Regions from separate parts of the Homo sapiens genome. Here region 2 is linked to region 1. A link is a loop called in an ENCODE intact Hi-C map of the cell type or tissue named here. Cell type or tissue: IMR-90. All regions are shown on one strand. Links, peaks and the distances in the headings refer to the core of each region. The heading gives the core; the rest is flanking DNA. Region 1 overlaps SPRED1 (sprouty related EVH1 domain containing 1). Region 2 overlaps SPRED1 (sprouty related EVH1 domain containing 1).

Region 1 (12,790 bases), core at 2,749-10,748:
TGGTTCTTTATAGCAGTGAGAACAGACTAATATAAATGCCATGTCTGTGAAACAACTAAAATTATCTTACATACCAGTGGCAAATTCCACATTTTGGAAAAAGCTATGCTACCTCAAGTTACCTCTCCATGAAAAAACAATTAGAAACTTTCTTCAGCAGAGTGAATGGAGAACATGTCATAGTTTTCAAAAAAGGTGTTGGGCTTGAAGGAATAGAAATGTTCCAGATTTGGGCTGGGCATGGTGGCTCATGCCTGTAATCCCAGTACTTTGGGAGGCCGAGGCAGGCAGATCACCTGAGGTCGGGAGTTCATGACAGCGTGGCCAACATGGTTGAAACCCCGTCTCTATTAAAAATACAAAATTAGCCGGGCATGGTGGCACACGTCTTTAATCCCAGCTACTCGGGAGGCTGAGGCAGGAGAATCACTTGAACCTGGGAGGCAGGGGTTGCAGTGGTCTAAGATCGTGCCACTGCACTCCAGCCTGGGAGACAGAGCAAGACTCTGTCTCAAAAAAAAAAAAAAAAAAAAGAAAGAAAGAAATGCTCCAGATTTGTGCCATCCAATACAGCAGTCAACACTGGCCACTTGTGGCTATATAAATTAAATAAAATTTAAAATTTAACTCCTCAGTCACTCAAACCACTTCAAGTACAGCCAAATAACTATATAGTAGCTACCATAGTGGATACCACAAACAGAATGTTTCCATCATCACAGAATGTTCTATTGTACTCACTGCTTTAGATTCTCAAAGAATTCTAATAAAGCCCAACTGGCAGCAAATGGAAGTAAAAATTTTAGCAGATAACAAAGGTAGTATCTTTCAGTAAAGTAACAAACATTTGGAAAAAACAGTGAGAGACAATGAATTAAATGCTAGTAGTAAGGGCCAGGCATGGTGGCTCACACCTGTGATCTCAGCACTCTGGGAGGCTGAAGTGGGAGGACCACTTGAGCTCAGGAGTTGAGACCAGCCCGGCTGGCCAACAAAATCAAGACCCTGTCTCTACAAAAAAATTTAAAAATTACTGGGCATGGCGGCAGGCACCTGTAGTCCAAGCTACTCAGGAGGCTGAGACAGATTAATCACTTGAGCCTGACAGTTCGAGGTTAGCGTGCTGTGATTGTGCCACTGCACTCCAGCCTGTGTAACAAAGTGAGAGACACTGTCTCTTAAAAAAAAGTTAGTACTGGCTGGGTGCGGTGGCTCACGCCTGGAATCCCAGCACTTTGGGAGGCTGAGGCGGGCAGATCACAAGGTTAGGAGATCCAGACCACCCTGGCTAACACACGGTGAAACCCCGTCTCTACTAAAAATACCAAAAAAATTAGCCAGACATGGTGGTGGGCACCTTAGTCCCAGCTACTCAGGAGGCTGAGGCAGGGGAATAGCGTGAACCCGGGAAGCGGGGCTTGCAGTAGCCGAGATCGCGCCACTGCACTCCAGCCTAGGCGACGGAGCGGGACTCTGTCTCAAAAAAAAAAAAAAAAAAGAAAAAAGTTAGTACTATAAATATGATTTCTGTTTCTACAACTCCTTTATAATCTGATGATTTCAAAGACTGAAAATGTACTGAGGTAGATAGGAATCCCTCTCCAACTAAGATGATATGGTTACTATTAAGGAATGAACAGTAAAAACTTAGAAAACAAGGTTAAGAGACTGAAGCCATACACTTTTAACACAACCTGTGAAAAATCTTTTAATTACCTTACTTTCATTAACATAAAGCAATAAGGAAAGTATGCTCAAATAACACAGTATTAACAATATCTTTTTAAATGATGGGTCCTGTATGATGATTTATCATTTACTATACCCTGGTCACTTTTAAATGTTTAGGCTATTCCCCCACCCCCTACATGGTCTCAACATCCTTGTGAATTTGTTTGGGAATGACTGGTAGTCACAAGGGTAAGTGTATCACGCACACACATAACTTTTCACAAAACAACTTAGACTTACTGTGACAACACACAGGCTGACTTTGGTATTCTATTCCATTCTACATGGAAACATAATGCTGATGGAGACCCATTGCCATTGAAAAATTCCCTGTTCTAAACTACTGTGAAGTATTTGGGATGTTGTTCTCCTCTAAGGATGTACCTCCGTGTTGGTAGTGAAGATTCACATTTATGTTCAGCTTATTTCATGAAAATAAGAGATAATACTAAAAGGCATAGGATACTCACAAGAGTGGGTTTCAAGGCTGAGCTGTGAGGGACTGCAGAAGAATTCAGAATTGAATTGCTGTAGCTAGAGTAGAGACAGCAAATGTTATTACATCATTGCTTTTTCAGATGTCTTCACTGAAGTGCTCCAAATGATATAGCAATGTATTGCAAATTAATCTTTTATAAGTATATAATTATTTGTAAATCCAGTAAACTAACTCAGAGTTATGTGAACACTGAATTCTAATCACTAGGACAGTTGTTTTCCCAATATGAAATGTTTTTAATTATGTGTATTAGGAAAAGATGGAAAGCTTTTTAAACACTAAATCTTTTCATATGTATATCCTATGGGCATACGTGCGTGTATGTACACTGCTGATGTCAAAGTGTCAAAATGCAGAATGTGTTTGTTACTGTGATGCAGTCAAAAAGTCTGAAAGCCATTGTTTTAGGGCATAGGCTTTGGAATCATAAGACTTTACCAAGTATGTAATCTTTGCCAAGTCATTTAACTTTCCTGCACCTCAGTTTCCTTGGCTTTGTAAATGGGAGTAGTAACATTATAACAAACACTTACATGGTTATTATAAAGACTAAATGCATGAAATGATTTTAGGCCAATGCTGTTACTTACTCATATATGAGCTGTCATTTAATTATGTACTGAGAGCTACATAAAACCACAAGGTACCAAAGAACAAAAAAGGAATCTAAGAAATTTAAGAACAAATTTCATTACAAATAATCCACGATAGAAAAAAATGTGAATTTTCAGAAGTGGCAGTTCATATTAAGAATTTTAAAAAACCACTTGTACTCTTTGACACACTTATCCCACTCCTGTAAATTTATCTTAAGAAATTTTACTAAAGAGAAGAAAATATTTATATGCAAAAAGATGCTCCTTAAAAATGTTATTTGTAATAGCAAAGAGCTGGAAACCTAAAGTGTTCTTTAAAGAGATAACAAGTAGGTAAACTTTTGGTAAAACAATGTGAAATATTACAGTACTAAAATGATTATTTAAAAACTAGATATACGCCTAAGTCTTTATATTAAGTATATCAGGTGATATACTTAATCAGGTAAATAATATGTGTATGTACACAAGCAAAAATGTGTATGGAACTAGATGCAGTTGAAAGCTGTGCTGGGTTTTTAGTTGATTTCTTTTGATGTAATTATTGCTCATTGTTTTCCTAAAGGATTTTAGCTTACTTTCATTTTTTTCCTTATACCACCTGACTAAATCTGAGATAGGGTAAATGCAAAAATTGGATGATCTGCTATTAGCCAGTAATTGTAAGTCAAATTATGCTTCTTATGTGTTATATGCTAGGGCCTAGTACACAAAACACAGTTCGGACTCAAAAGCAGTAGAGTCTATATACAACATCCAATAATTTTTTTTTTTTCTTTTTGGCTCACTTAGAAGCTCAGTTTGCTTGCTCTTCAAGTATCAAGACTAGGAAACATTGCTAAGGAAAACTAAGGTGGCTAGAAGCCAGTCTGTCTCATCCATCTCTCGCCACTCTCCTTCTCTTTAAAAATGATAATACAAAGTTGAAGAATATCCTGTTTGTTTGTTTGTTTGTTTGTTTGTTTGTTTTTTGAGACAGAGTCTCACTCTGTTGCCCAGGCTGGAGCACAGTGCACGATCTTGGCTTACTGCAACCTCAGCTTCCCGGGTTCAGGCATTTCTCATGCCTCAGACTCCCGAGTAGCTGGGACTACAGGCATGCACCACCATGCCTGGATAATTTTTTTGTATTTTTAGTAGAGAAAGGGTTTTGCCATGTTGCCCAGGCTGGTCTCCAACTCCTGAGCACAGGCAACCTGCCCACCTCGGCCTCCTAAAGTGCTAGGATTACAGGCATGAGCCACCGTGCCTGGCCCTAATTTGATACATCATTTAAGGCTGTTATATGTTCTTAACTGTTACTAAGTTAATTAAGTTTGATTTTTGGATCCAATAACCTTCATCAAGAGAAAAAGTATGTGCATTCTTCATCATATTTTTAAGTCCCTGATTTATGCTCATTTAAGATTTTGATTCATACATAACTCATTCCTAAACCAAGTTTCTGATTATGTGTCCAAGGCAATTATTTTTGAATTAACAAATTATACAGTTTTTTCAGAATGCTAGGACTAAACATCAGGCTAAAGCAAAATGTAAACGTATTTTTGCTTTAGCTTTTAATGACCATAAAACTTAACTAAACATGAGCATACAGACCATCAGCTGTCCAAATTACAGTTAACAGACTAAATCAAGAACAATGAATTTCTAGCTGGCAGAAATAGTGCGTCCATCTAATAGGAATCTTAGTTTAATTACAGCTGCAAAAAAATTAAATTCTAAACCTTTAATAACTTAATAATTCCCCTAAGCTGAAAAATCTTCCTCTCCCATTCTCTCCCACGAAAATAGATTTCTGCTTGCCATACAACAATATTTGAAAGTTCCTGGATTGAACTGTAAGATGTTTTTTTCCATTAAAAATGATGGCAAGACACCGAATCTACTTAGACTTCCAAACTGTGCTCAGGTATTAAAATTATTTTAATAAGTTCTAGAAATATACTCCTTTTATAACTAAATAGTTGTATTAAAAATTAAAAAAAAAACTACTTAGAGCTAGTTGTTTGTCTTATTAACCTACTCAAGACTAGTTACATCTACCTCTTCAGTCTGCCCAGAACATGGAAGAAAATTTTCACAATATAAATTTTTTTCTAATGTTGGAATTTTTAGATTTTAAGTTTTTCTGAAAAGTTGCTTTCTAACATTTAAAATGAAACACAATTTTTCTTAGTAGGTTAATAATCCTTTTTAAAAAGCGACCCCACCTTCAGGCTAAATGAAAATGAGCACTGATTATTTTATAAACATAGTACCTTCCTTCTGAAGAACTAAAAGTTCTGTTTAATATTCTTTTATCTCTAATCAAAAAATGTTATTGTAGGGAGAGAGGTTACATTCAGAGGTTGTATCCCTCTGAAGTAGGGACATATTATCCTGGTTTTATAGATAAAAGGCAAGGACAAAGACAGGTTATGTTATTTGCCAATGTCTTAATGCTACAGTCAGCAGTAACCCCAGGATTATGTTAGTTGTGAACACCAGGTTAACTGTAAAATTTAAATTAGTAAATTTTTATTTGAAAGGGCTTCTCTAACCACATTAAGAATGGAGAACCCAAAGGCTACAAAATCCCATAAATGACAATATAATGTATTGGATAAAACCCTGCAATATCAGTCAACATCTTGGTTTGCCTCTCATAAAAACGTAAAGTTCTTAATAAGACCTTAATTTGGATAGTTTATTTACATGTCTCTCTTCCCCTCTACTTGCTAATTCTCAGAATCACTCGTTCCTGATAGGACCATTATTACATGACATCCTATCATTGCAAATACTCTCAAATCTTCCCAGCTAAACCCTTCCCTTTTCTTATCCTCTTCCCCAATACCCTTTTCTTCAACCTCCAATTCCAAAATCCTTACCCCTGTCTCTCTTGATTGCAGAGGGAGGTGGCAACAGTGATACCAGCACTCTAAGTCACTCAACCCACACTCACATTAAATACACTGGCACTGGCTTAGGATTTCTCTCCACCTCAACTCCTGATACCACCCTAGCTATCCAAACATCCATACTGTTCACTCTTTTTTAAAAAAAACATTTTAGCAGATCCTGGCTTCTCCAATAACCTTCATCCCTGTTTCTACTTTAATCTTCCCTCACATGTCATCACTCTGGAGCCATTGTTCTATGATCAAAATCTCTTTGTCTTTCCATTTTTCCCACTTACACTCTACAAGCTCTTTAACTTTACCAAAACTTGCAGTTCTTCAAAACAGCTATCAGTTCTATGTGTCAATCTACCACTTCAAGCTAATTTTTTCTTTAAAATCTAGTCTGTCAATAAAGTATATGACGTACAGTGTGGTATAAATACTGTGCAGTTTGAATCTCAGTTCTACCACTTTACTCTCTTGCGTGGCCATGGCAAGTTACTAAACCTTTCATGAGTCTCAGTTATCTCATCTGTAAACTATGGATACTTAGCTCACATGATCTTTAGAAGGATTAAATCTAACAGTGTGTGACAACCAGTAAAACAATTTGATAGACTGTCCTAGGCCTTGCTCCATCCATTATGCCATTCCTTAAGTCTTTCTTTCTCTTCTTCTCCACTACTGACATGAGCCAACAAATAAACTTCAACTACTAACTTCGCCCTAAATGACTAGCATCTACTCTATGACTTCTCTGCTTCAGCACTTCTTATTTTCTCTTTAATCTACAGCAAGCTCATCCAACCCGCGGCCCATGGGCTGCATGTGGCAGGACGGCTTTGAATGCAGCCCAACCCAAATTTGTACACTTTCTTATAACATTATGAGATTTTTTTTGTGATTCGTTTTTTTTAGCGCATCCGCTACCTTTAGTGTTAGTGTATTTTATAGGTGGCCCAAGACAATTCTTCCAAAGTAGACCAGGGAAGCCAAAAGATTGGACACCCTCAACCTATAGCAAAACCTGACTTCTGTCCCCATTATTACTCCCACAAAGGTCAATGACATCCTAACGGTTATATCCTTGTCTTAGAAATCACCAATCTAATTTTTCTGTGATATCTAACGCTTTCTCAATACTCCTTTTTCCCTTGGCTTCTAAAATACTTTCCTCTCAGAGCTCTCCTACCACTTAAGCCACTTCCGTCTTTTGGCGTCTCTTCTTTCTTCTACTCTCCCTTAAAAACACTGCTGTTTCTCACTTGTCATCTTTCCATTATTACTTAATATTCTCAATGGGAAATTTTCCACTGGCCTCAACTACTATATATGCTGAAGATGTCACTATAACTCTACCCTCTTAACCTTTTTGAGAACTCAACCTATAGTTAAAGCACCTTGTTGGACACTTTCTACCTTGACATCCAGTAAGCACCCAGACTAAAAAAGATCAAAACTGGGTTATTTTCCCATTTAAAAAACCGGGTTCATCTCTATTCCCACCTTCATTTAAAAGCATTACAGCGGCCTAAATTTAAAATGTTCAAGTCATCCCACAACCTTCCTACTCCTTCCTTCACATTCAGTCAAATAATCGTTGGACATTTGAATTTCTTCTCATATGAGTCCCCAATAGTTCCAAATGCTCTATTCCCAGCTCTGTTTTGTTGTCTTACTACATTCTTCCTCATCAACTGAAGTTCATTTTCTTCTCCCTCCAGTCAACTGTCCTAAGAAGCCCTGCTTTACACAAATTGGATTATCATTCCCTCACTTAAAATACTGAGTCGCCACTGTCTACATGATGAAAACTTCACCTGGTGTCTCTCATTAAGTATCCTTACTGACTAAAGATAGTTGTGGTGAGGAGGGAAGGTAGCTCAAAGAACAAATTTTCTTTCAACTCTTCGGTGTTTCATCTATAAAATTAATGGGAACTCTGTTCAAAATTCATCTTATTACTAACCAGTCAGATAAATATTCAACTTTTCAAGAAAAACTGATTTCCAGGGGCTTCTGCCATGCTCATATTGTGTCTCATATTTTAGGCCTAGCCACCATCCCTTGCCCCACAGTTGGTGATATACAGGTAAGCACAAATCTACACTACTCACAATCTGGTCCCTCAACACTTTCCTTAACAACTCCTCCAAACAACTGTATCCAAAAAGGTATTGCCTTTCCTCCAACTTTTTCTTCTTTCTGTGCTTGTCTTCTGCCCCCTCTCTTCCTGGTTGGAATACCCTTCCCCCATTCCATGCTCTCATTCATGGCTGACTCTTAAAATGCCACTTCTTTCCTGAAGCCTTCCTTCACACAGTCACCATCCTGCCACCAACTCCCAGGTAGAATCACTTTCTCCTTGAGCCTTGAAGAACTTTATAACCAGAACACCCATCACATTTCAGAAGTATCTATTTCCCTTGTGGACTGTGATAGCGATTTTAAAGTTTTAATTATCTTTGTATCTCCAAAGCTAAGGCAAAAGTCAAGTGCCTAGTAAGCACTCATTCAAATGCCACTGAACTGAATTTCTTTAGGAAAAAGTTATTAATGGTCCCTGTTCAAATCTATCCTGAAAGTGTAAAAAGTCAATATATATAATCCAGCAACTAAAATTCTGAAATGTTTAATACTGCTTTTACATATTAAGGGGGGAAACCCCAGAACTCCCCAATCTCACAGTATAAAAATAACACAATAAAACAGTAAAAAAAAAAAAAAAAGAGTTTGGTGACTGTGCTGAAGTGAATAAAAACACTCTGAAGTGGTAAAAGTTACAGTAACTTTGAAAAAGTGGCATCAGAAAAGACACAACTCACTAAATTTTATCTAAATTTTTGGCAATCCTGCCACGGGATGCTAATATATAGAAGTCATTAAAAAACACTGTATTTGTGAATGTAATTCCTAACTACATGAACAGCTCAAGCAAAATGTGTTTAATCACATGCAATAGTATCACTAAATACTACCAGGAAAAAGAATTACATTCCACATTCCAAGTTCATAATGGCCTTTATCCAAATTATAACTCCTGTTAGAAAGGCGTGAACCCAGGAGGCGGAGCTTGCAGTGAGCCGAGATGGCGCCACTGCACTCCAGCCTGGGAGACAGAGCAAGACTCCGTCTAAAAAATAAATTAAAAAAACAAAAACAAAAACAAAAACAAATTATAACTCCTGTCATACAGATTAAATTTAGACATAAAATTATTAAACTGATATTAGGCTGAAATTTAATTCCAATTACTCTTGAATTTACTAAAGGTTATTCTTTGCTCTCCAAACACAGAAAGAAATGCCTTGCAAGGTAATTCAGAAATTTCAGACACAAGGCAATTTCCACCAGTCAATCCTACATCTGAGTAACAGAAATGATATATTAATTCAGAAGTACAAAAAAATCAGTTATGATTCTAGAACTCTTGGACTAAAATCCCAAAGTTAAGTAAATCCCACACCCTCGTTTTAAATCAGAAAAATTAAAAATCTGAAATTCTAGAGAGCAGAAAAATAATTTGTCTCTATATTTATGAACATTTACTTTATTATGGGCAGAGATTAAATGACATTTCTGGCATTTATTAAGATCGTATCATTTCTCTCCATTAATCTTCAAATGTGATAAAATGCACTGCTTTTCTCATGTTGATCCATTCTTACATCCTCAAGATAAACCCCATTTGACTGTGAGGCTTTGTTTTGTTCTAGTTCGCTGAGTGAGGTTTGATTTGCTAGTTCTTAAAAATTTGCAGCCACTATTTGTAATATTTCGTCTCCTCTATTCTCTTCTTTTGGAACTGTTAGCTGTATGTTGGAGTTACTCATCTTATCCTCATGTTTCTTACTCTTCCTATTTTATATCTCTATCTTTGGGTTCAGGCTTCTGGGCTTCTGTCCATTGCAGAAGATTTTAGCCTTTTGTGTCATGGATGTTTTTGGCAGCCTGGTAAAGCTTATGACCCCTTTCTCAGAACAATATTAGGGGCCTAAAACAACATACACAGTATTACAAAAGAAATTAATTATATTGACATAGTTATTGAAATATTTTTCATTTTGATATGGTAATAATGCGGTTCTTTATTAACACTTTAAAATATATGCTCTAGCAATAGCTTTAATAACTATAATAATTTCAAATTAGTGATGACTATAAATGGTATTTCAAGATAGCTGTAACAGCTAACAGCAATTGTGCTATAAGAAAAAAAAAATCCGTAGTTTCTATTGGTGTTATGGGTTGAACTGTGTCTCCCCCAAAATACATGTAGAAGTCCTAGCCCCATGACCTTATTAGTTAAGATGAGGTCATACTGCAGTAGGGTAGGCTCCTAATCCAATGACTGGTATCACTCAAATGAAGATAGAAACACACAGGGAGAACACCGCCATGTGATGATGAAGACATGGAATTATGCAGCTCCAAGCTCAGGAATGTGAAAGGTTCCCAACAACCACCAGAAGCAAGGAAGACAAAAGAAAGGATTCCCCTACTGGTTTTAGAGGGAACATGGCCCTGCCAACTTTTTGATTTTGGACCTTTAGTAATTGTGAGACAATAAACTTGTTGTTGCTTTTTAAGCCACCCAATTTGTAGTACGTTGTTAAAGCAGCAATAAAAACTAACACATTTGCTGTCACAAGTACCTCTAATACTGTCATAGCTTGTTAACACTTCCTTTAATTATGAATGTTCAGGTTGAGATTAGTAAGAACGTCACATTTTCCTTCAAGCCCGCAAACACTCTGAATTTTAAGAATGCTTTGTCTACAGCAACATAATACCTTAGCGTGAAATCCATTATTAATGAACTGTTTTTCATTCTGAGTATCGCAAAAACACAATCTCACAGATATGTAATAATTTTGGTTCTGGATTCTGAGATGCAGCTATGACATAATACTTATCATAAATCTAAACATTAAAGAATAACAAAATTCATTACCTGAGTTAACTTCTTAAACTAATATACAGTTATCCCCTAGTGTTACATTACTGATTTGTATAAGTGACCTAGTAAAAAACTTACTTCTGTAAGTAAAGCATAAAGACTGGTATCTTGTTAGCATATTCCTTGTAGAACTAATCAAGTTGGTGTTTAAGCCCAATAGCCTTTGTTTACTTATTCATCCACAGATGGAGGCCATACTTTTTTTCTCTTTTTTAAAATGAGGGCTGTGCATGGTGGCTCATGCCAGTAATCCCAGCCCTTTGGGAGGCCAAGGCAAGAGGATCACTTGAGCCAAGGAATTTGAGACCAGCCTGGGCAGGACCCGATCACCACAAAAAATTTTAAAATTAGCCAGGTGTGGTGGCACACCTGTCGTCCTAGCTACTTAAGAGGCACAGGTGGGAGATCACTTGAACCCAGGAGTTCAAGGCTGCAGTGAGCTATGATCATACCACTGTACTGCCCTCCAGCCTGGACAACACTGCAAGACCCTGCCTCTTTAAAATAAATAAATACATAAAAAACAAAATTGAGTAGTACAAAATTTTGTGTCATCAAAGATACATGGCTATTAAGCCCAAAGTAAGTCTTAAAAGACTATTAATATACCAATTGTTTCCAAATTTTGTATCTTAATTGTTCAAAATGCATGCTTTTACCTAATCTTCCTACCACTTCTACTCTTAAGTCTTTTGTTTAAGTATGTCAAAAATAACAATATAATAAAATTAACAAAGTCTAAATCATACACCATCAACAAAGGAAGGGCACATATGATGCTTAGTCCAAATTCTTTAATTTATAAATCAGCAAACTGAGGCCTACAGAGCCCAGGATTAGAGAATAAATTAAAAATAGCTACAAAAGAAATCCATCTCCCAATTTCAAGTCCAGTGTTCTTTAGACTATACCATACTGCACAGAAGATGGTAAGAGTTAAATAAATGATGTACAAATGGCTTTTACATGAGCACTTAAATTCTATTTATAATATAGCATTTAAAAACATTCTAGTTACCGCAAAACAACCTAATAAGTTTTTAAATCAATTTTATTTTACCATAAAGCATTTAAAAAATAAGACTTCATTTTCTACCTTCAAAATTGGCAAAGAAAAATTCAGACAACTGTACAGACATTTCAAAGTTTAAGCACTCTCATATACTAAATACTTCTTTTCTAGAGGGCAATTTAACAGAAAGAATAAAATTAAATATTTTCCTCTCTTTTAACTCCATTCTTAGACTATCTCAAGGGAAAAGTAAGAGATCTGGATGGAGACAGAACTCAGGATGGTATGCAACATTGTTTAAAAATAACTAAAATATCCAACAATAGGAGACTGATTACAACTAATGTATATCATACACTGAACATAATGTAGCCACTAAAAATTATATTCTAGAATATTTAACGACTTAAGAAAATATTCACATTAAGCTACAATTGTACCCACTGTGCAATTCCATTCCACTGAGAAGAAACACATGTATATATATAAACTACATAATGCTTTCATAAAGCATTTATAACAGTGCTTGGCATACAGTAAAAATCTAATAAATGAATATGTTTCATCACCAACATCATAAGAAAGGTTTCCATGTAGACCAAAATTTTAGCAGCTGTTATTTAATGGCAGAATTGCAAATAAATTATTACTCACTTTAGAGATCATTTTGTACATTATCTGAAATAAACTACTACTCTTACATGGGGTGAAGCATTTTTTAAATTGGCATTTTTAATGTCGTTCCTGTTCCTACTGAAAGATGGAGAAGAAAAGCAGGCTTGTCTTTACCAATCATTTCCCCAAACTGGGTAAGACTAGTCAAGTTCAAGTTATACAACACCAGAGAAAAGGCTAAATTGTTACACTTTCCCCTTAGGCAGTTCTCAGTCACCAACAGCTGCAGTATAAAATCACGGAATCTGCTGCTGTTTACCCTTTCCTGATCAATTTCACTTCTTTATCCCTAGTCAGTTCCTCACCCTTGGCACTAATGTGGAACCATGGGGGAAAGGGAGAGCAATTTAAAGACTTAAAACTGATAAACAGCTGGAGATACATATTCCTAAATTTTGAGCTTCCTATGCCAAAAAAGACAGACACACAAAT
Region 2 (12,790 bases), core at 2,458-10,457, 56 kb before region 1:
TAAAACTCGCCTCAAAGACCTTCCAGCTTTTATTTACTGTCTGAGTCCTGAGTCCAAAGTCATTCCCATGTTTTAGTATTTGTTACAGCAGCACTCCATTTTCAGGTCTTCAGAATCTGCATTAGTCAAAAATCATTCCCAAATTTAGTGGCTTAAAATAACAAACATTTATTATTTCACAATTCCTGTTGACCAGGAATTCAAGAGCAGCTTAACTAGATGGTTTTGGCTCAGGGTTCCTCATAAGGTTGCAATGAAAACATGCCACAACTGGTCATCTATTAAGGCTTGCTTGGAGCTGAATAACCTGCTTCCAAGGTGGTTCACTAATATGGCTATTGTCTGAACGCTTCAGTTCCTCACCACATGAATATCTACACAGTGTTGCTTGAATGTCCTTTTAATATGGCAGTTAGGCATCCTCCATAATGTGGGTGACCTCACGCAATTAGTTGAAAGGCATAAGAAAAAAGATTGAGGTCCTCTGAAGAAAATAGAATTCGGCCTTCTCATGACTGCAACATCAACTTGTGCCAATTTTCAGCGTGCCTGCCCATTCTGCCAACCCAGCCCACAATCTTATGAACCACTTCCTTAAAAAAGAAAAAAAAAACCCCAGAAACTTTACTTTCTATATAAAGATTGATATCTCTTATCTGAAATGCTTGGAACCAGAACTGTTTCAAATTTCAGAATATTTGTATGTGCATAATAAGACATCTTAAGGATAGTACCCAATTTAAAGATGAAATTTATGTTTATACACCTTATAACACACAGGCTGAAGGTAATTTTATACATGATTTTAAATAATTTCGTGCATGAAACAAAATTCTGACTGCATTTTTAGTGTGATTCATCACATGAGGTCAAGTGTAAATTTTTTCTACTTGAGGTGTCATGTCCATACTCAAAAAGTTTCGGATTTTGGGGCCAGGCACGGTGGCTCAGGCCTATGATCCCAGCACTGTGGGGAGGTGGGTGGGTTGCTTCAGCCCAGGAGTTCGAGACCAGCTTGAGCAACATAGCAAGACCTTGTCTCAAAAAGAAAAAAAGTTTCAGATTTTGGAACATTTCAGATTTTAAATTTTCAGATGAGGGATGCTCAACCTGTATTGGTTCTTTTCTTCTGGAGAAATCTGACAAATAGAGTGTCTTAGAAATATTCTTAGTAATTGATAAGTTTATTGAATAAGGCTAGTGATTTCTTCCACATCCTTTATGTTTACAAATTCCTTCCAAGCCATTACTTACTTGTAAGTCATCTGCCCCTTCAGCTTCATTTTTTGATTCGGGGCATCCTAAGAAAATAGATAAAAGTTAATTAAGTATAGAATTTTTGTCTTAGAGTCCAGTATTAATGACTAATTGATTATGTCATTATAATACTTTAGAAGACTAATCAGAGATCTTTCTGGACTGCCTGGCAATTAAGGTACTGGCCACTTGCATTTGCCCCTGTTAGAATAATGGAGAATAATGTAATTATTTCCCTCCTCTATAGGTAAATTTCCAGCTGCTTACTAACGAGATGTTTTCTCTGAAAGTATACTATCTCTAGCTACCCCTGCCCCTAGTTTCTCCCAAATACTCAAAATTACTAGGCAGATTATAATTACATTGCTCTGGTGATGCTAAGATGTGATTTATTCAATTTTTCTAAATGCTTTGACCCAGGAAACAGTATTTAGTACCCATAACCAGGATTTTAGTTGCTTTAGCTAAGATGGAAAACAAATGAGTTTTAATCCACTATTGACAGTTAATGGCCAATTGTTGTTACTGACTTTTTTGCATCAACGTCTCTGTACAGATTTTCATGCTGTTAAGAGTACCTTTAGTTTCAATAAATTAATAAGAAAGGATTTGTCCTAGCAAAGTACTCTTAGTTCATGCTACCCTTGAGAGGCACAGCTTAGCACGGAGTAGGCATGAGATAAGAAGAAATGCGCCCTTTGGAAAGAGCAGCATATTTTATCTTTTTGTCACAGAAGGTCGAGTAAAAGCAATTTGAGATTGTTGAAAGTCTATATAGCAGCTGATAATAATGCTAGCTAATGTTTTTTAATGTTCAAAAATAACAAGGCAGACTAAGTACTGTAGTCTACTCTACCTAGAAGTTTGTAAGCTACTCCTTATAAATCATTTTTTAAAACATTAAACCCAATCTGTTTGATCCTAGTGAAAGAGGTATACTGTTATGGTACATGAGCATAAACTTAAAAGTAATTCAAAACTTTAAATCATATAAATTCCAGCAGCCATGGATACTATTTTTCTCTCTCTTTAAAGCACTGGTTCTTCAAACCTGGCTAAAGGTTAGAATCAACTGAGGAATTGTCAAAAAATACACTGATGCCAGAGTATGGCGTCAAACCAAAATATATCAGAATCTCTGTGGAATGAGGCACAGAACATCATGTATTTTTTTTTTTAAGTTTCTTATTTTTTTTTCTTCAAATTCAAATTACAATTCCTTGACTAGAGAACAATTCTTCACCATATTTGAACTTTCTTGGAGTTTTTGAAAAATAAGGGATGACTCGACTCTATTCCCCAGATAGATTCAATTGGTCTGGAGTGCAGACTAGTCATTTTAAGCTTCAAAAGCTTCCCAGGTGATTTTAATGTGTAGCCAAGGTTAAGAACACTGATCTAAGGAGAATTTATGGGGTCTTACAATAAAGACAAAATGGCTACTATTACTTCATAGTAATTTTTTCTGGATCAGAATAAAAAATTACTCATTTACCAAATTCTAATCTTTTAAAGTAGCTAAATAAATTACTTAACTACAGTTTTATGCACTATCAAAACAGATTTGTACAATGTATTTCCATGTTCTTGCCTGTGACTGGTCTCACAGTTTATGTTTTCAGATTTTCTTATTAAAATGACATCTTCAAAATAACACAAATCACAACGTAGTCTAGCACACTTTCAGTTACTTTATATAGAAAGTTAGTTAAATTGAAATAATTTTCCTCCTAATTAGAAAAAAAAATCAAGTCTTAGTTCTTCCTTTATGGGAAGAAATGGGTTTTAATGTGATTTTTGTTTAAGTAAGCATAAGCCAGTCTTACATGAAAAAACATTATTCTTCCCTTCAAAACCTGTATGCTTTTGAGTTAATAATTTTAATAGACTGGCAAGATAACAAAGGAATAGATGAGCTTGTGGTCTCTGCCAATCCTCAATAATGAAATCAATCAAGTAAAGACTTTTGTCATGGAATAACTAGAGTCTACATACATTTGAATATTACAAGTTCTATATAATTACCCAAAAAAAGGATGTGACTGGTGTCATACATACACAAGTAGAATACCAACTGGGATTCTCGCAGCTGTACATTTCTATTCCCTCTTCCTTCAAGCTCTTATTTTAAAACATTTGAATTATCTGAAGTCAGCTGTTGATGGACTCTTCAAGATAATACATGCAATTGACATAGACTATGATGTGACAAATACAAATCACGTTAAGGAATCTATTATTTTATCTTCATCTATTGTGAGGTTTCAAAGCCTGGTCACATATCACAAAAGCTGACATGGTTAAAGTGTGAAAACTACTTTGGGTCAACTTTAAGAAAGATAACCTCTACTATATATAACCGATAAATAAATTAAGAAAATAGTCAAGAATACCTACCTTGAGAAATATCCTCTATAGCTCTTCGGATACCTCTATCAAAAGCCCTAGCATCAGCAGGACTTTGAAACGTAAGACCAAACTTCTTGTCATCAATCTTCCAGTGGTGAAATGTTGGAGTGACCTTATTATAAATGAGGTCTTTTTTAAGCATACATTCCAAAACCACCTGACAAAAGCCAAATACCAAAAATTAATATACATATATCAAATGCATCTAATGTAGCTCATAAATACAAACTGAGGTGATACAACGCTATTACTTTTTAATGAATAATTTTTAGTATTTTAAATAAAGTGGTCTACTTCACAAAGTCACTCAATAAAGAGATTAAGATGGAATAAAAAAATGCACATTATAAACAGGATGCTTATTATACTCCCATTTTAAGAATACACACATATATACACTCCCATTGCATACAAAATTTCTGGAGGAATATATCAGGAATTACTTCCAGGAAACAGGCAGGGGGTTGGTAATAATAGAAATTTAACTTTTTAAAGTCATTTTTGGCTGGGGGCAGTGGCTCACACCTGTAATCCCAGCACTTTGGGAGGCCGAGGCGGGCGGATCACTTGAAATCAGGAGTTTGAGACCAGCGTGGCCAACATGGTGAAACCCCATCTCTACTAAAAATATAAAAAATTAGCTGGGTGTGGAGGTACATGCCTGTAATCCCAGCTACTCAGGAGGCTGAGGCAGGAGAATCGTCTGAGCCCAGGAGGTGGAGGTTGCAGTGAGTTGAGATCACGTCACTGCACTCCAACCTGGGCAACACAGTGAGACTTTGTCTCAAAAACAAAACAAAACAAAATAAAGTCATTTTCCTAAACTTCTTAAAAGACGTATTTATATTTTGTGTAAGGATTTAATGGTCACAGCAGTAAAACAAATACACTTGGCCACTTTTTCAAAATATGCATTTAAGTGAGTTACCTAACTTTTGAAGCCTTAGTTTACTCATCTGTAAAACAGAAATTGCAGTACTAAAATATCCCAGAGCTTAGAGTGGAATGACCGAATGTGCATTCATGTTAAGAGCTTCATGCAATGCATGAAGCAATATACCCTTGGTTTTTAAATTTTTTATTTTGAAAGTATTTCAAATTTGTAGAAAAGTAACAAGAATAACACAGAAAATTCCTGTTTTCCCTTTATCCAGATTTATCACATTAATTTTTAACATTCTCTCCACATATATCCATGTATAAACATTTAATTTACTTTATTATGAACTATTTCAAAGGAGTTACATATATTATGTTCTACTGCTCTTTAATACACACTTGAGTATATTTCCTAAGTGCAATACTATTCTCTTATGTAATCACAGTATGGTGATCTCATTCAGGAAATTTAAAACCAACACAGAACTTTAATCTATAGACCATGTTCCATAGACCACGTTCCACTTTTGCCTACTATACTAATAACACCTTTTAGAGCATTTTAAAAATCCTTCCAGTATAGGATCCATTCCAGGACAGTTATAAGGTCTCTTCAGTCTTTCGTTCCTGGGCCTGTCTTTCATCATATTCACAGTATGCTTTTAATATATGTTAGTTGTCAAATAAAACAAAAGTGGATATATTAGTGATCTTTGCAATTAATCTAATAAAAAGACTAGAACTACACACCTTAATTATTTTAAGAATCCCCTATAAGAAAACAGGAGGAAAAGAATTAAAAATAATTCAAATGAAACCCATAGTAGCACATGACACATAATAAATGCTCAGCTGGTATTTGGTGAAAGGTTGTATTTTCATTACCTCCACTCTTTTCCAATCACCATTATCACTTGCACATCTCTTCCATGCACTGCTGATGATCCCCTCAGATATTACTAGTAGTAGTGAATTACTAATAGTAATTGCACTACTCTGCAGGTAGAGTAATAATTTTTCTTAAAAAAAAATAGCAACTTTACTGGACCACTCCCTAGTTTCAATGTCTTTTCAATGCTTTCAAGACTAAAATTCTTACTATGACCTACTAGGCCCTGCATGAGCTGGTCTTTGTCTGTTTGCCAAATCCTTAAACTACAGTGGCAGACAAACATTAGGTACTCAACCAATACTTCTCCTCAGAAATCTTTTAGGCTTTATGCACTTCCCAAGGAACTCATTCACAGATCATGGACTAGGAATCTCTAATTTATACTTTTGGAGGGGAGGTCTGCTAGAGTCTGCTTATACTGGCTCCCAAGAGCCAGATATTAAATTTTCAAGAATTTTGGAAGCCATTGTTAAAAGCTAGAATATATAACTCTACAATGAAATAAATTGCATTAAAAATAAAATAATAAATACACAAAACTCATCAGTTCCTAATTATTTTACTATATTTTTACAATTACCTAGGTTCTTGAGGTAGTTTATGTCTGTCATATCTGTACGGTGGAAATACTATATAATGCCACACTGCTGCTCATTTCTTCCCAATGCTATATGCAATGATGGCATGTTGAGTAAAAGCAGCCATGGTAGAGGTATGTAAATGCTATAAATCATTGACTTGTGTCCCCTCTTGAAAGCTGATTGTTAAACCTTTTATCAGCATACCACTGAATATAATAATTCTTGGTAGTAAGTTTTATTAATTCAGAAATAACCAAAAATGTGACTAAGGTTCAGTCCTGCCCGTTTATAGGCAATGCAGTGAAATTCTCTCAAGACTTTTGCTTCCTATACTTTGATGACTCTATGTGTATTAGAAAAGAATTAACCGCCAGGCACAGTGGCTCACGCCTGTAATCCCAGCCCTGTGGGAGGCTGAGGCGGGTGGATCAACTGAGGTCAGGAGTTCAAGACCATCCTGACCAACATAGTGAAACCCGTCTCCACTAAAATACAAAAATTAGCCGGGCGTGGTGGTGGGAACCTGTAATCTCAGCTACTCGAGAGGCTGAGCCAGGAGAATCACTTCAACCTGGGAGGCAGAGGTTGCAGTGAGCCGAGATCATGCCATTGCACTCCAGCCTAGGCAGCAAGAGTAAAACTCTGTCTCAAAAAAAGAAAATAATTTACATGTATCCAGAGCTTTTTTGAGTCGGCACTTTGCTAAAGCATTTTACACAGATTTACTATTAAATATTTGTTACAACCATTTTGCAACAACAACAACAATTCACGATTAAGTTCTAGAATTCAAGGGGAAGTAAATGGTAGTGTCATAAATTACTGCAACATTTATACTATATTCATAAACAGTGGGAAAAGCAGTATTTTGTAAAACAATGCTAAATTGGAATTGTTAAAAAGGGGAAGACATAAAAACAGTTTGATTCTAGTTTTTTAATATATAATAATAACACCAAATTAATTTTTAATACATGAAAATATTACTGAATTAGCCCCCTCTTCTATTTTACAAAATTAATATTTTCAACTATTAACTCTCAAATAAAATTTCAATGTGATCTACCCTAATCTTGTCTTCAAATGGCATCTATTGTTTAGAGCCTCCCAACACTCACAGAAAAAGTAGTTTTAAAAATAAGTTCAAGCACTATTCACAATAGCAAAGACATGGAATCAACCTAGGTGTCCATCAATGGTGGATTAAATAAAGAAAATGTGGTATGTATATACTTATAAAACATATACCATGGGATACTAAACAGACATACAGAAGAATGAAATCATGTGCTTTGCAGCAACATGGATATAGTTAGAGGCCATTATCCTAAGCAAATTAATGTAGGAACCGAAAGCCAAACACCACATGTTCTTACTTATAAGAGGGAGCTAACAATGAATACTCATAGACACAAAGATGGCAATAATAGACACTGGGAACTACTACAGGGGAAAGAGAAGGAGGGAGGTAAGAGTTCAAAACCTATTGAGTACATGGGTGTCAAAATCCATTATTGCCCAAACCTCAGCATTACCCAATATACCCAGGTAACAAAATCTGCACATGTACCCCTTGAATCTAAAAGATGAAATTGTAAATAAATCAATAAAAATGAGCTTTAAAATGCACTGAGGAAATGAAGAGGCCAATGAACTAGCTCTTTGACTCACATAAATACCCATGCAGAAATGTGTTCCACGTAAAAGTCATGAAAATACTGAGTTTAAATATCATACCAACCAGTACAAAAACATACTAATTATAAACTAGATCTCAACTTGTTTACGTCTATCTATAAAAATACGAGAAAATACTGTTGGCATTATATATTTAATGTACCATAAAACTGATTATCCTTTAGGGAAAAACTTCTATGGTAGCTGCTAAAATGAATTTTGGAATAGGCAGTGGAATAGAAAAAAGGTAATCTATTGGCACAATCACCCAACATCTTTGTAGATAATTTTTAGGATATGCCTCCTAGAACAGTCTATTGCTCATTTACATAATTCTCATAGGTTCCCTATGCAATGTACAATATTTTCTTATTTATCTAAGTGACACAATATATTAGAAAGTTGTTTTGCTTTTGACTTTAAGTAGCATTTTGTAAAATGTACTTTCATCATACTAAACACAATGTATAGTACACCTTGATTAAGTAACAGAGACAGATACCAACTGTCTACTTCAAACTTAAAAAAAAAAATCAATGGGGTTGAAAGTTGTTAAAAAAAAAAAAAGAAAGCAGAAAAAAAGAATGCCTCAGAAGATGTTTACTCATCATCTGATGAGAACTAAATCTACATTCCTGAAAAGCAAAAATAATTTTAAGGGCTAGAGGATTCTTAAAATTACTGAATTCTGCTGGCTATTTTCACGTCCCTTCTCAACTATATCAGAACACTAAGTTCTGACTTTAGCCCAATGTAGTTTTCACTGTATTAATTCTGTATCTTAAGATAATAGTAATATTAGTAACAACAATCATACAGGAAGCAGAGTTCAATGCTGAATTACCATATTTGAGATTGGCATAATTAGCAAACAAACTGTAGAAAATAGCAATTACATCTTTGACAAGAGATTAAAAACAACCAATGCCATATTACCAAGTGAATTATTTACTTTGTAGGAGAAATGAGGTAAAGGGATACATTACTTCTGGCCAATAGGAAGTTAGACTAATTACCAATGGCAATTAACATCTTGTCTTCTTTGTAAGACAAGACATGGTGCAAAAGGAAATAAATAATTCTAAGTCTTGTTAAGACTATCCTAAAGGCCATTGCCAGAAGCTATTAAAAACATAATCTTAAAAATATTCAGTCTATTGGAATATATCCCTAATTCTAATTAAAAGCTGAATAAACTTCTTGCTAGTATTAATTAGTTGTGGGTGTGAATTTCATCAGGTCCCCATCGTATTAATGAAGGACATTCATAAAATAGATAGTAAAGATAAATTTAAAAGCCAACCAGTGGCCTCACCCTCTTTTTTACTCAAAATATAGTTTATATTAATAAACTGGAAAGACATCAGAAGTGTAGACAGCTACTGTAAAGTAAATATTAAATGTAGGACTCAATCAACAAGAATAACTATAAAGAATATGATGCCAAAATAATATGACACGAATAACCCTTCACTGATCCATTAAAAATGTGGCTGGTTGACAAAGAACAAATTAATGTTTTATTATTAGTACTAGAACTTTTTGAACTTTTCATCATCTACAAATGCACAGGGATTAGAAATAAAGACATTAACCAAAAAAAAAAAAAAAAAAAAAAAACATATAATGGAAAATTGTAAACTAGAAAAAGCCGCAACAAATTCAAAAGCACTTAAATGTTTATACTGATTGCATGAAGAAAAATTCAGACTTTTACAAACAGATCTGGCCAGGTTGGAGTACAATATAATTGCTGCAAATAGACTGGCTGGAGCCGGCTTTAGGAAAGTGACTATAATAATAAAGGAGGAAAATACAGTTATGTGGTGTATTTGGTAGCACAACTTTGCATTCCAACACAGATCTTAACAAATCTAAGTTGCTTAAGACATACAAGTCTAAATTCTTTACTAGCAAGGTAAATATTTTTGGAACCACAGATATTTTAAGAAGATCTTAAAGTCTTTCAATCCAGTGGTAACAAAAATAACTTTTAAAATCTATTTTTATTTTTTATGTTTTTGTCTGTTAACATTAAACAGATGTTATTTACGAAAATACAGATAAACAGATAAACAGGTGAACTCTGGACTTCAAGAAAACTGAAAATACTGTTGACATAAATTTATTAAAATCTGATACAGATGAAGGGAGAGGGAAAACAAACGGTTTCCTTATACTACACCAGGTTAAGAGACAGCGGAAGAAGGTGTTTAACAAAAATTGATTTTTATATGAGTGAAAAGTGTTCAAAATAAAATGATTAAGCTATGAAAAATAGAACAGGCCAGGAACATGACACATTCACTTCCCAAGGAAGAAGAAAACAGTTACTACTGTGTAAGAATTCAGTAGAGTAATTAGTTAAGCTTGTAGGCTTTGTAGCCAAGACCTGCTGGGTCCCATCCAGTCTCTACCACTCACCATCCAGCTGACTTTTGAGAATTAGATGAACTAATAAAGTATTCAAAATACTGCCCGACACATAGTAAATCTTCAATAAATCTTAGTAGTGATGGTGATGTTGGTGACTAGGTGATGCCACTACCCCACAATAGGTTACTTGCTATGCGAGGATGGGAGATCATTATTTATGAAGAGGATTTTTGAGTATGGAGACAGAGGTGTTTGAGTGACAGATACAACTATTAAGCACTTCAAAGAACTTATGTGAGTAAATTCTGAAGAGTTTGTTAATGGATTCTAAAGGCTGTAAAAATGCTTCAATCTCCAACCCTTTTCCTTCATCTGAAAAAAGTTCCAGGGTGAGAATTTACAGAGGGGGAAAAAAGGGGAGAAACTGTGATTACTAAGTAACTACAACTTCTGAAGACTTATTCCAAGTTATTTTGGGAAATATAGAGCAAAACTCCCATCGTAAAATAACTGTGTTGCATGCCAGAAGCATTTAAAATAGACCAAGCCAAAAATGGGTGTAAGTGCATTTTGTTTCACTAATAACAACTAATAATTTGGAAGAAGAGAGTACAATTAAATATATACTTTTAAATTACTAAGTACTACATTGTAGTTGCTATCTTACGAGTAGATAATTATATGTTCACAAATAGTGTTATCTAAGAAGTAGTATGCTTGGTAACCAGACATAAAAATTTTTACTAGTAACTTTCTGAAATACCTTTGAATCCAATGAAAAATAATTTCATTTTTAAAATAATAATTCCAAATTCAGATTAAATTACTTGATAACCAAAGTCAATAACTGATATCTCAAATAGTTGCCCTTATAATGAACTTTAATTTTCTGAATGACATAAAAACCTGTACCCTTTAAGAAATACATTATGACATTCTATATAGAATTATGTTATCAAATACATGTTTTTACAATTGTCTATTAATATAAATTTGTGTTTAACACTGTGTTCTGAGCTGAGTGGGACTTTAGACATTGAAAAATAAAAGTAACAGAAACAGCAATGGCAGTGATTCTCACACAATAGCAGTTCCGTTACCTTCAGCTACCACAAAAGGAAGGGAAGGAGGGAGAAAAAAAGGAATAAAGGAGGAGAGAAGGAAAGAAAATGGTATCATATTTTCATAATTATGGCACTTTATTTTAACACACATTATTTTTGTATGACTAAATAGTTAATATAAAAAACAGCAAGTTACAAAAGAGATCAAATATTTGACAGTCAGACATACATAGGTATTTTATTTTCACTCAAAAAGATAGTAACTGGAACACCAGTATCTACAGTTCCCATACTCCAATAAACCCACACTTCTACCTAGATCCTACTTAAATAAATGAGGTGAGAAAGTATACACGTATGTGTGCAAATAATAAAAATTAGAACAAACAACCAATAGAGGAATAAAATTTAACTGGAGGCTCACATGACTACAAGGATATGAAAAAGTGTTCAGCTGGAATTAAACTTGACATTATAATATTGGGAAAAGGTGGTGGATGCTGACAGTAATAAGCAAAATGGACTCTTAGGCTAAAAGGTATAATGAATAAAGTTCACTTAGTAGAAATATAATCCATACATTTTTATTAGGCAAGAATAAACACAAGAAAAACTTGACAAATCTATAATCAGAGTAACATATCTGAATATATGTCTCAATAATTGATAGATGAAATAGACACAAAATTAGTAAAGATAAAGCAGATTTGAATATCACCATTAAAACATCTGACCTATGGGACACATGCAGAAACCTGTATGAATTACTTGAAAAATACATTCTTCTAAAATATGTGGAACACTTAGGTAAATTAATCATTTACCCACAATATAACATATATCTTGACAAATATAACTGTTATTGCATAGGCTATCATCTCTAAACATAATGCAATACAACTTTAGTTTAAAATACCTGTTCTTTTGAAAGAAATTACACCTGCTTCTAAATGACAAGTGAATCAAATAAATCAGCATGAGAATTAGAAAACCCTTAGACCTAAAAGATAATGAAATTAACTCCATATAAAAATTTGTGTAGTGCAACAATCCAAAACAAGAAGCCAAAAAGGAAATTTGTAGTTTAAAAAGCTTAGAGTGAAAATCAAAATCTGAAAATAAAATGAACTCAATGTCCAATTTAAAATGTTAAAAATGAATATAATAAACCCAAAAATGTATTAAGAAATAAAGAGTATGAATTCATTTAAAAATATCTACAGAAAGGAAGAACTACTTTTTCACCATTTGCTTGCTTGTTTAGAATATAATATGATATAATATAGAATATAATATAACAGATAATATAATATAATGTAACGGATAATATGAATTCCTGTTTTAGTCAATGAATTATAATCATTTATCCTACTTTAATTGGATAAAGGGAACTCCTTCATGCTGACTTGTGTCTTTTCAACAAGATTTCACCCATTGAGTACAACTTTACTTTCTAGCACAAGATGTTATATGATATTCTGGGCAAGGATGAATAATATGAATCTAATCATGGGGAAACATTAGAAAAATCCAAATTGAGAAACATTCTATAAAATAACTGCCCAGTATTCTTTAAATATGTCTATGTCATTAAAGACTGAGGCACTGCTCCATTTTACAGAAGACTAAAGAGCTATGGCAGTTAAATGCTACAT

What was found. A loop is a pair of places that touch in the nucleus more often than their neighbours do. Peaks named below come from ENCODE experiments on the same cell type or tissue, not always from the same donor. Only the 100,000 strongest peaks of a DNase experiment are listed, where the experiment ranks them.
Region 2: it touches region 1 in a loop (2.5-fold over the local background); 24 of 110 quality-filtered maps call a loop at or near these places.

What each region holds. Positions count from the first base shown.
Region 1 is chr15:38,257,649-38,270,438 of GRCh38, reverse strand. All of the region lies in intron 1 of SPRED1 (sprouty related EVH1 domain containing 1), which reads right to left. Among named protein-coding and RNA genes, the nearest start is that of SPRED1, 11 kb to the right of the region's middle. In IMR-90, for the core only: a CTCF peak has its summit at 10,213; a DNase peak (open chromatin) is centred at 6,238; H3K27ac peaks cover 138 bases.
Region 2 is chr15:38,313,274-38,326,063 of GRCh38, reverse strand. SPRED1 (sprouty related EVH1 domain containing 1) reads right to left here. Exons shown (of 7, transcript NM_152594.3): 3 at 3,655-3,823; 4 at 1,255-1,301. Among named protein-coding and RNA genes, the nearest start is that of SPRED1, 67 kb to the right of the region's middle. In IMR-90, for the core only: no CTCF peak of the experiment used is centred there; a DNase peak (open chromatin) is centred at 5,703.